Regions from separate parts of the Homo sapiens genome. Here region 2 is linked to region 1. A link is a loop called in an ENCODE intact Hi-C map of the cell type or tissue named here. Cell type or tissue: GM12878. All regions are shown on one strand. Region 1 holds the start of LOC105369366 (a long non-coding RNA gene). Region 2 has its middle 24 kb from the start of MIR3164.

Region 1 (5,000 bases):
TACTTGGGGTGGAGGGGTTCCCTGGGCCATGGGACTTTCAACACTAAAATGGGGAGGGTCGTGGCCACATTGGGATGGCTGGTCATCCTGTTTATAGGACAGGATGTAGTAAAGTGTAGTAAAGAATCTGACCCAAAGAGAAGTCTAGTCTTTGTCCTTGGTTCCTGGGAGGGGATCTCCAGGCCCTCGGGATGTCCTGCTTGAGAAGAGCATCTTTGTTTGCCTGTCATGAGGGGACATTTGGGTCACGTGGTCTCCTTTTGACCTCTGGAGGGGCAGAAAACTAAAGGTCAGTCACTTGGGCATCAGTGCATCATGCCCACGTGATCGTGATCAAGCCCCAGTAAAAACTCTGGACACCAAGGCTCCGGGGACATCTGCTTGGCAATACTCGACGCATCTCATCACGCACCATTGCTGGGAGGAATTCATGCGGTCCATAACTCCACTGGGAGAAGGAGATTGGAACTTCCTTGCACTCTGCCCCATGCATGCCTTCCCTTGGCTGATTTTAATCCTTTCACTGTAATAAACCATAACTGTAACCATTACAACTTTCAGTGGGTTGTTGAAATGGAGGATGATGAACTTGAGGACCCCTGAACTTCCAATTGCTGTCAGAAGTGAGGGTGGTCCTGGGGACTGTTTCCTAATTTCTGCATCTTCGTTCTCTGTTTCTCCTTCTCTTTCTCCTCCTCTTCCTTGAAAACTGCAGAAGGATATACCATGAGCAAGGATTCTGCCTACCCCAAGTCATCTCATCTCCCTCCATCAATGCAGCCCGAGCTGCCTGTTTCTTGTGTCTCATCCAGAGATATCCCGTGTGCTTCCAGGCAAATGCAAATGTCTTCTCCCACCAACCTCATTTTCTCCCATAATTAATAGCATGTTGCGCATACCCTATCCTTATTGCCCCATATGAATTTTTTGTGGATTTTCTAGTTTTCCTGTAATGAGCATGCATTTTTTAAAAATGAAGAAACAAGTGGGTTACACAGATTGGAAAGTATAGTGAGCAAGGCTCTAAGAAATGAGTAGTTAAGGGTAGTAGTAGTAAGCTTAGGGAGCTGTTGTTCCCTTACGTTTTGAGACAGGGTCTTGCTCTGTTGCCCAGGCTGAGTGCAGTGGTACAATCATGGCTTACTGCAACCTCTGCCTCCCAGGCTCAAATGATCCTCCTGTCTCAGCCTCCCAAGTAGCTGAGACTATAGATGTGCACCACTGTGCCTGGCCAATTGTTTTTTTTGGTAGAGATAGGGTCTTGCAATGTTGTCCAGGCTGGTCTTGAACTTCTGGGCTAAACAATACACCTGCCTTGGCCTCCCAAAGTGCTGGGATTACAGGAGTGAGCTATCACACCAAGGGGTGAGGTGGACTGAGGCCAGGCAAAGGTGAGCTGTGGGCCCTCGGTCCTGGGCACGGATCTCATCACTAGGAATTCCTCCTCCCCATTCCCCCACCAACGGGGCCACAGCCCCGGGAAAGGGGTGGCTCTTCTGGGTCCCCAGACTGCTCCCAGCTTTTCCTCTGTGGAGGCAGGTATGTGAGAAAGGATGCAGCCAGGCAGGTGCAACACACCTGGGCAGCCCGTGGCTGTGGCCATGGCCATGGCCGGTCTGCATGTGGAGGAAAAGATGGTGAGGTGAGACCCTGAGAAACAACTCTCTGATCTCATCCACCTCTCCCCTCCTAGGCGGGACGAGATGGATGCACCCTCTGCCGCAGCCACCTCTTCTGCAGGTGCCCGGCTTCTCCAGACTTGCTATTTTGGAGGGGCAGGTCAGTGGGAACGACCGACTGCCTTGCATCTCAGCCACTCATGGGCCTCAGAGTGTGGGCAGGGGCAGCTGCAGCCCTCTCGAGCCTCTCACTCCCTGCTTGGCCTCTGTAAGCCTGTCCGGGAGCAGCTCACAGAGCCCCTGTGGTGGAGATGAGTCACTTGTTCTAAAAATAAAAGAAGTGAAGTCATGAAATAGTGTATTTCCTTTTTAAGCCCGATGTGCCTGCAGGGGGATCCCCAGCAGTGTGCTGGCGGCAGGGACCCTGACAAGGTCTGGAGCCTCAGAGCGCACCTGCCCCCACTTACAAGCCCCGGCCTCGGGGATTGGGTGGAGTGTCCCCTGCCTCCAACGGCTCCCAGATGAGTGAGTAAAAGATGGCACGTAGACCAGGAGCGGGGGCTGACACCTGCAATCCCAGCACTTTGGGAGGCTGAGGTGGGAGGATCACTTGAGGCCAGGAGTTTGGGGCCACCCTGGGCAACATGGTGAAACCCTGTCTCTACTAAGAATACAAAAAAATTAACCAGCGTGGTGGCACATGCCTGTGGTCCCAGCTACTGGGGAAGCTGAGGTGGGAGGATTGCTTGAGCCTGGGAGGTCAAGGCTGTAGTGAGCTGAGATTGCACCACTGCACTCCACCTTGGGTGACAGAGTGAGACCCTGTCTCGACAAACAAACAAACAGACAAACAGACCGATGGCATGTAAATAGCACCCACATTGGGCAGACAGTCTTAGGCTGTAAGAGAGGGCAGAGTGCCCTGGAACACACACAAGGGAAGGAGCGCTGCTCTCTCTTGGGGTCTGTGGGAGGCTTTCTGGAGCAGGTGTCCCTAGAGGTAGGACTGGGGGGACTCTGCTAGGCTGGTAGGAAGGGAACAGCATTCCAGGCAGAAGGAACGGTGTGAGCAAAGGCCTGGAGGCTACAGAGCTCCCGGCAAGCTCAGGATATGATCCTCTGTAGGTCTCCCCAGACCACCTGGGGAGCTGGTGACACGTGCAGATTCCCAGGCCCGAAGACCAGCTGGACTCCAAGAGCAGGGCCCAGGAATATGACTAATAATTCCCCTGCCTGATTCCCATACCCTGCAAAATTTGAGACCCTCTGGTTCAGATGCTAGTGCATAGAGGAGGGGATGAAGAGACGTACGATGGCAAGGCAGGTTGGGTCCAAATTGTGAGGGTTTTGAGGGTTGTTTAGGAGTTTGGATTTTGGTGTACAGGCAGGAGGGGGCTATCAAGGGTGTTTAAGTAAGGGAGTGCTGCTCCTGGACCTGCTCCTGAGAATGGCTCCTGGGAGTGATGTAGGTGACTGATTGATGGGGTGGGACGAAGCTGGGCAGAGGCTTGGGTAGCTGGGACTGTAACAGTTATGTGAGAGGAAGCGGGAATCTGAGAGAGTTGCCGGGGCAAAATGTAGGCCCCCAGCCCCTGGTTCAGGGGACAGCCCAGGGATAGTCACCAGGGATCCAGCGATGTGTGTGTGTGGAGTGTGAGCAAAAGAGGGGGAATTACATGCTTGTTACCAGAAGTGGGGTCGGAGATGGGGAGAGAGAGAGCAGTTCTGGGTCCTGGAGCAGCAGGGCAGAGGGGTTCTGGAGATGCCAAGTGCTCAGGGCACAGAATGGGGCCCGGATGCTTGATGGGGGTATGGGGAAGTCCTTAGAGAAAACAGAGCCCAACAGTGGGCTTCAGGCACCCACTGAGGGTCTTGGGTGTGGTGCTGGAGGGGCCGGGAGGGAGGGAGAGGGTAGAGAGGGAGAAGGGATTCTGCACAGACTCACCTGGTAGGGAGGTTGTTTCAGGTATATGTTCAGAGCCAACGATGGCCTGGGCTTGAATCCCATGCCCTCCACCTCTACCTGGGTGGCCTGGGCACATGTGCTGAGCCCAGTCTGAAAGTATGAAATGGAAAATTTCAGAAATAAATAATTCCTCAGTTTTAAGTGGCATGCCATTCTGAGTCGTGTGATGAAATCCCATTCCATCTTGCTCAATCCCCCTTGAAGTGTGAGTGATCCCTTTGTCCAGCACCTCCACGCCTTGATGCTACCTGCCTGCAAGTTACTTGGGAGCCCTCTCAGTGTGGGATCCATTTGCTCCATACTGCAGGGCTTGTGTTTAAGGTACCCTCCTCCTCTTTTACTTAATAATGGCCCCAAAGCACAAGAGTAGTGATGCTGAGGTCGGGCGCGGTGGCTCACGCCTGTAATCCCAGCACTTTGGGAGGCCGTGGCAGGCAGATCACTTGAGGCCAGGAGTTTGAGACCAGCCTGGCCAACACAGCAAGACCCCGTCTCTACTAAAAATACAAAAATTAGCTGGGCGAGGCGGTGGGCACCTGTAGTCCCAGCTACTTGGGAGGCTGAGGCAGGAGAATTGCTTGAACCCAGGAGGTGGAGGTGGCAGTGAGCTGAGATAACACCACTGCACTACAGCCCGGGTGACAGAGGGAGACTCCGTCCCCTTACCACCCCCCCCCAAAAAAAGTAGTGATGTTGACATATTGTTACAATTGTTCTATTTTATTATTGGTTATTGTTAATCTCATTTGGTGTCTATTTTTTAGATAAAACTTTATCATGGTATGCATGTACAGGAGACATGTATATAGGTATGTATGTACATAAAAAGTGTATATGATACTATTCATGCCTTCTGGCTTCCCCTGGGGGTCTTGGAATGTGTTCCCTGTGGATAAGGGAGGACCACTGTACTCATAGAGACTGGGGTGCCAGTTACGGAGTTGTGGAGTGCTAGCCCAGAGCTTTGTGAGCCGGGAATGTGGTGGGGTGAGAGAGGGCTTGGCCAAGCTCGGCTGGGATTGCATGGGACATGGGTCTTGCTGGAAGGCAGTGACTGGTGTCTGCATCTCTCCTTTGAACTCCGGAGGTGGGAAGCTGGCTGGAGCCGTCCCCAGGGCAGAAAGAGGAGAAAGGGCATCAGTGAGCCCCTGTGCTGCCCTGTTAGGGGTGGCTAAGCGTGGCTAAGATTCTGCTTTTCCTGTAGGGAGGAGTTATTGTCTCCATTGTTAAGGATGGCAAAGGGAGAGTCCATGGATTGCAGGTGATGCAGGCAGCAGATGGAGGAGAATGAAGCTATTATCTGTTCTGAGCCTCTTTTGTTACACAGCTTCATCTAGTCCCTGACCCATGCACCCTTCTGGGAAACCTACCTCTAACCTCCTCACTCATAAGACAGACACAGGCTGCCCCACCTC
Region 2 (5,000 bases), 60 kb before region 1:
TGCAGATCTTTCTTCTTTCCCCCGAGACCCTGGCTCCACTGTGAGTTTTGTTGGCATTATTGGAGGGCGGTGGGGAGTGAGTGGCGGCGAGATGGACCTGGTAGCGATGACAGTTGCCAGCCACATCTCCAAGGTGGACTTGGTCCCAGCCTGGCAGCACAGGTGAAGCTGGGAGTGGTGCGTGCAGGGCTCTCTGAGTAAGCGGCATCCCAGAGCCTTCCTCTTGGACACTGACCGATGGGACATCGGGCCACGCAGCGTCCACACGCAAGCACTTGCCACCAAGTGTGTCTGCAGCGAGAAGATGCCAGGGGCTTGTGTGGCAGTGGAGCTGTCAGCGCCCACCTGCTGGGTCGAAAGCACCTGTCTCTGCCCAGAAGGGAGGGTCCCGTGGTGGGTGAATGAAGGTTGGGTTGGTTTCACAGACCCCCGTCGTGCCCACTTTGCCTGTCTCTCTGTCTAGACTGAGGCCACGTCAGCTGGCAGGGCCTGTGAGCCCTCTGGCCTTACATTTCCTTGGTCTGGGCCTCTCTGTGTCACATGGCGAATGATCCCTGAGCAACAGTGCCACGTCCTTGGGGAGCTTCGGTTTGAAGGGGCCCCTCCATGGATCTTTTGTAACGTGAGCCATTGCCCCGTGGGTTGGGGTTTCCATGGATTGGTGGGGCACACCGCACCTGTGGTCAGCCCCCACCCCCATCTTTGAGTCTGGGTAAGACAACTCTGGCCTTGCCCGGCCCGGGGTGCCCCCACAGCTCATTCACCTGGCACAGAGAGGCAGTGAGCAAACCAAGAAAGGCACTTTTGATCTGGGGACGGCTGGCACGTTTGCCAAGAGCCCCCAGACAGCCCTGCCTGGCTCGAGCCCAAGACAGCTTCTCAAAGGGCAGTTCCTTTGAGAGAGACTGTTGGGAAACACCTTTGAAAAATGGCTTTGTGCAGCCGGCCTGGAGGGCTGTGGACCGAGCCCCAGGGCTCCTCCTTGGCCACCAGCCTGGGTCCCAGGACGCAGGGCCATATGGCAGGTTTAGAAATTAAGCCAGGCCCTGACATTCCTGTGTGCAGCTCCGGAGGCCCCCTCCCCGCCCCGTGCCTGCAGCCCACTCCCTACCTCTGCCAGCCCGGGGCTCAGCGCCTGCCCTGTGCTTGGGGTGGGGTGAGGAGCTGGGCTTCCACGCCAGCCGACTGGGAAGCTTCTCCAAGTGGTGAAACCCAAGGGAAAGCCGTGGAGTCTTTCCCCGCTGCCACCCGCCTTGGTTTAGTGATGCTCTGCTGGGCCACGTATCCTGCTCTCAGAGTTCAGAAGGGACTTAATCTATTTTTGTCCTGTTCAGCCAGGATGATTATCTTTAATAAGGCCATCTTGAACGTTTCCTTGTCAGCTCGTTTTAAGGAAATGTTTGCGCATTAAGCATTTTCCCACAGCGGTAAGACAATGTGCTGTCCCTTGCCAAAGATCACATTTGCCATCCTCGGCGTTCCTGCCTCTGGACGGTGAGCCTGGAGGCTGGCCAGCCCATTGCTGCCAGGGGCCCTCCATTGATCACTATCAGGATGTGATTGATTAATATCATGGAGGAGGAGGCCTGCGCTTGGCTGGCCCGGAGCTCCCTGCTGCCGAGGGGCTCTGTGGGCAGGGTCCATGACCACTGGCAGTGGGGAGGGGCAGCAGCGAGGTGGTGCATGGGCTCCGGCAGGTGGCCTGAGTGATGGGCTGAGCTTGGCCGTAGCCGTGTGAACCGGCCGCCCGGCCCTGCCCCCAGCTCTTTGAAGCACTTCCAGTTTGCCCAGCTGGGTACGTCCAGTGCAGCCCTTTACATTTCCAGTTTGTCCAGATCCACAAAGCAAAACCAAACTTTCCAGGTCCCCTGAGGCCTGCTGGCCCTGGCTCCCAGGCCCGGCTGCCCAGTGAGGCGCTGTGGGAAGGTGCCTCTGGGTGATTCTCTGAGCCCGTGGGCAGGGGACGGAGGGAGCTTGTCCCAGCCTCCTGTCCTTGGTGAACTGCTCCAGTGGGGACAGGCCTCCCTCCACCATCTTCCCACTCAGGGCTACCCAGAGGCCAGGCTCCCAGGGCCCAGCCCTCACCTGCTGAGTGACCAGGGCAGGGGACAGCATCTGTATCTGGCTGTGTGGGGGCCCAGCCACAGAAAGGCAGGTGGGACAGCAAATGGCAGAGTTTGGGGTTTTCAGAGGCCACAGCTTCTGGGGAGAGGAGGATCCCTGAGCATGAATGGTTGCAACAGGATGTGGGGAGGGAAGAGGAAGAACTGGTCCAGACAGAGAAGGAGTAAGGAGGGCCCAGGGCAGTGGGCAATGCTGTGTCTGCTCCATATCCAAGAGGTGGTGCTGGGGCTGATGCCTGCGGAGAGGTGGGCAGCCCAGGGACTGCCTGGCCTGCTTGAGAAGCTAATGGCTGGATGGGTAGGGCCATCCAGTGAGGGTATTTTCTAAATTGGAAAGTCCCTGATTTTTTGGGAGCTGGAGAACTTTAAAGTGGGAAGGGCCTGTGGAGAACTTAGCATCAGGTCCCCTGGTGTTGGGGAGGCTGAAACCTGGCATGGCAGGAGTGGCCCAGCCCGTGCTGCTGGGAGAGGACCAGTGGCTGCTGCACTAAGAGCTTACCTGGGGCAGGTCCACGGGTCTCTCACAGTGCAAACCCCATGGCCTGGAATGCAGTATTCATGCCAGAAACACTGAGAAAGGCTCTGCCATCCAGGGACTATGCTGTGAGGGTTTGCTGAGCACCAGGATTTTCTGAGCAGTGGGGTTTGCTAAGCACCTGGGTTTTGCTAAGCACCAGGGTTTGCTGAGCACTGGGGTTTGCTGAGCACCAGGGTTTGCTGAGCACCAGGATTTTCTAAGCAGTGGGGTTTGCTAAGCACCTGGGTTTTGCTGAGCACCAGGATTTTCTCAGCAGTGGGGTTTGCTAAGCACCTGGGTTTGCTGAGCACCAGGGTTTGCTGACTACCATACTGCCTTGGATGCCACAGTGAATGCAGGCACAGCCCCACCTGAATGTTGCTTCAGCCTCCTCTTATCCCAGCTCTGTGAGATGGGGCCCCCACACCCCAGGGTTGTCCAGAGTATCACACCTCAGGATTGTCCAGAGTATCACACCTGGTCACACCCTCCTCCTCATCTTGGGAGAAGCCTCTGTGACCCACCTGCTCATGCCCGTGTCCTGGGCTCGGTGTTGATGCTCCCACCCCACCCCATTGCAGTCATCAACAAAGTCCATTTGAACCTCCAAGCACATTTTTGGTCTGCCTCTCCTCATTCCCTCTCCCCTGTCCCAGCCCCGCCATCCAACACACCTGGAGGACTATAGTGGTCCCTGATGGTCCACCTGTTTCTCCACTGCTGACTTCTCTGCTCTGTCTTTGCACCCGCAGCAGCTATTGGATCATGTCCCTCCCCGTTGTGAAACTCAGCCATGGCCGTCCACAGCCCTCCACCCTGGTCCCCAGCCTGCGTGCACGAGCCCCTGCCCACTGTGAGCCTGCCACCCCTGCCATGTCACTGGCCAGCACTACACCTCCCAGCCTCAGGGCCTTTGTCCAGGATGTTTGGATTGGGCTGAATGATGACCCCCTTAACGTATGTCCAAATCCTAACCTAGAACCTGTGGGTGTGACCTTTTTGGAAAGAAGGGTCTTTGCAGGTGAAATTAAGGTAAGGGATGAGATCATCCTGGATTATCTGTGTGGGCTCAAAATCCAATGCCAGGTGTCTCATGAGAGAAGAGGTGAAGACACGGAGAGGAGGAGGAGGATGCACGAAGACAGAGGCAGAGACTGGAGTGATGTGGCCACAGTCAAGGAACACCTGGAGCCCCCAGGAGCTGGAAGTGTCAGGAAGGACCCTCCTCTAGCACTTTCAGAGGGAGGGCGGCCTTGCTGACACCTGGGTCTTGGGCTTCGGGTCCCCAGAACTGAGAAAATAAGTCTGTGTTGTTCTGAGCCACCCAGTTTGGGATGGTTTGTTACAGCAGCTGCAGGAGACTTGTACACATTTGTTCTGCCGACACGCTTTTCTCATTCTCACACGCCTTTCAGGTCTCAGACCCACTCCCTGGGGGAGGAGCTCCTTGGTGCCCATCCAAGCACCTGCCCCTGCCCCTTTGGGAGCCCCACCACAGTCTATGATCATGCATTTATTGATCACTTATTAACTTATTTATTGGCTAATTACACATTTGTTGACTATTGAAAATGCGAACTATGTCTGGTTTACCTTTGAATCCCAGCATCTGTGAAGAGCCGGCTCCTGCTATTATTATTGTTAATCAGTATTAGTATTAGCATTAAATGAATGAACAGGTACCTCCTCATTCATTCATTTATCCATTCAATTACCATTTATTGAATGCTGCTGGGTGCCAGGGGCTGGGGATATGGCTGTGAACAAGACAGACCCAAGTGCCTGCCTTGGTGGGCTCTTCTAGTCAGAGTGGCCAGGAGAAGCAGACCAAGTGTCTGGTGCATCAGGCAGTGGTGAGCTCCAGTGGAGATTTAGCCTGGGCCAGGGCAGGCCTGGCTGATGAAGGAACACACATCCAAGGAAAGGGAGGCAGGGATCCCAGTGGAGACCTCAGGACAGAGCAGCACATGCCAAGGCCCTGAGGTGGGGCATGCTGAGCTCCTCGAGGTTCCCTGAAGGGGCCTTGTGTGGAGCAGAGGAGCTCCTGGCGGTTTGAGTGGAGGAAGGATGAGATCCAATGTACTCTGTTAAGGCTCGCCCTGAGTCCTGATGGCTGGGATGTCCATGGCCTTTGAGCTGTGCAGTGGAGAAGTGAGAAGTGAGGATCTGCAGGGGTGGCTCCAGGCATTTTTGAGTCTGCAAGGGAGACAACTGATCACTTTAATCAGGCACTGCAAACTCTTTAGATCAAGAGCTGGGAGATGTGGCCATTTTCTTGCTCACTCTGAGGTGGGAGATAGCTGAGGTGTTGACCAAGATCAAGACAGGGCAGCACCACCGTTTGCCATGCTCTGCCTTTA

What was found. Hi-C counts contacts between places; a loop is a spot of excess contacts. Peaks named below come from ENCODE experiments on the same cell type or tissue, not always from the same donor. Only the 100,000 strongest peaks of a DNase experiment are listed, where the experiment ranks them.
Region 2: it touches region 1 in a loop (3.0-fold over the local background); 2 of 110 quality-filtered maps call a loop at or near these places.

The regions. Positions count from the first base shown.
Region 1 is chr11:69,164,765-69,169,764 of GRCh38, forward strand. It overlaps LOC338694 (a long non-coding RNA gene), which reads right to left. Exons shown (of 3, transcript NR_104161.1): 2 at 3,565-3,675. LOC105369366 (a long non-coding RNA gene) reads left to right here and starts at 2,037. Exons shown (of 3, transcript XR_950256.3): 1 at 2,037-2,144. RefSeq lists an enhancer at 1,817-2,111. In GM12878, no CTCF peak of the experiment used is centred here; a DNase peak (open chromatin) is centred at 1,967; H3K4me3 peaks cover 1,243 bases; H3K27ac peaks cover 1,731 bases.
Region 2 is chr11:69,104,773-69,109,772 of GRCh38, forward strand. No RefSeq gene overlaps it. Among named protein-coding and RNA genes, the nearest start is that of MIR3164, 24 kb to the left of the region's middle. In GM12878, no CTCF peak of the experiment used is centred here; no DNase peak of the experiment used is centred here.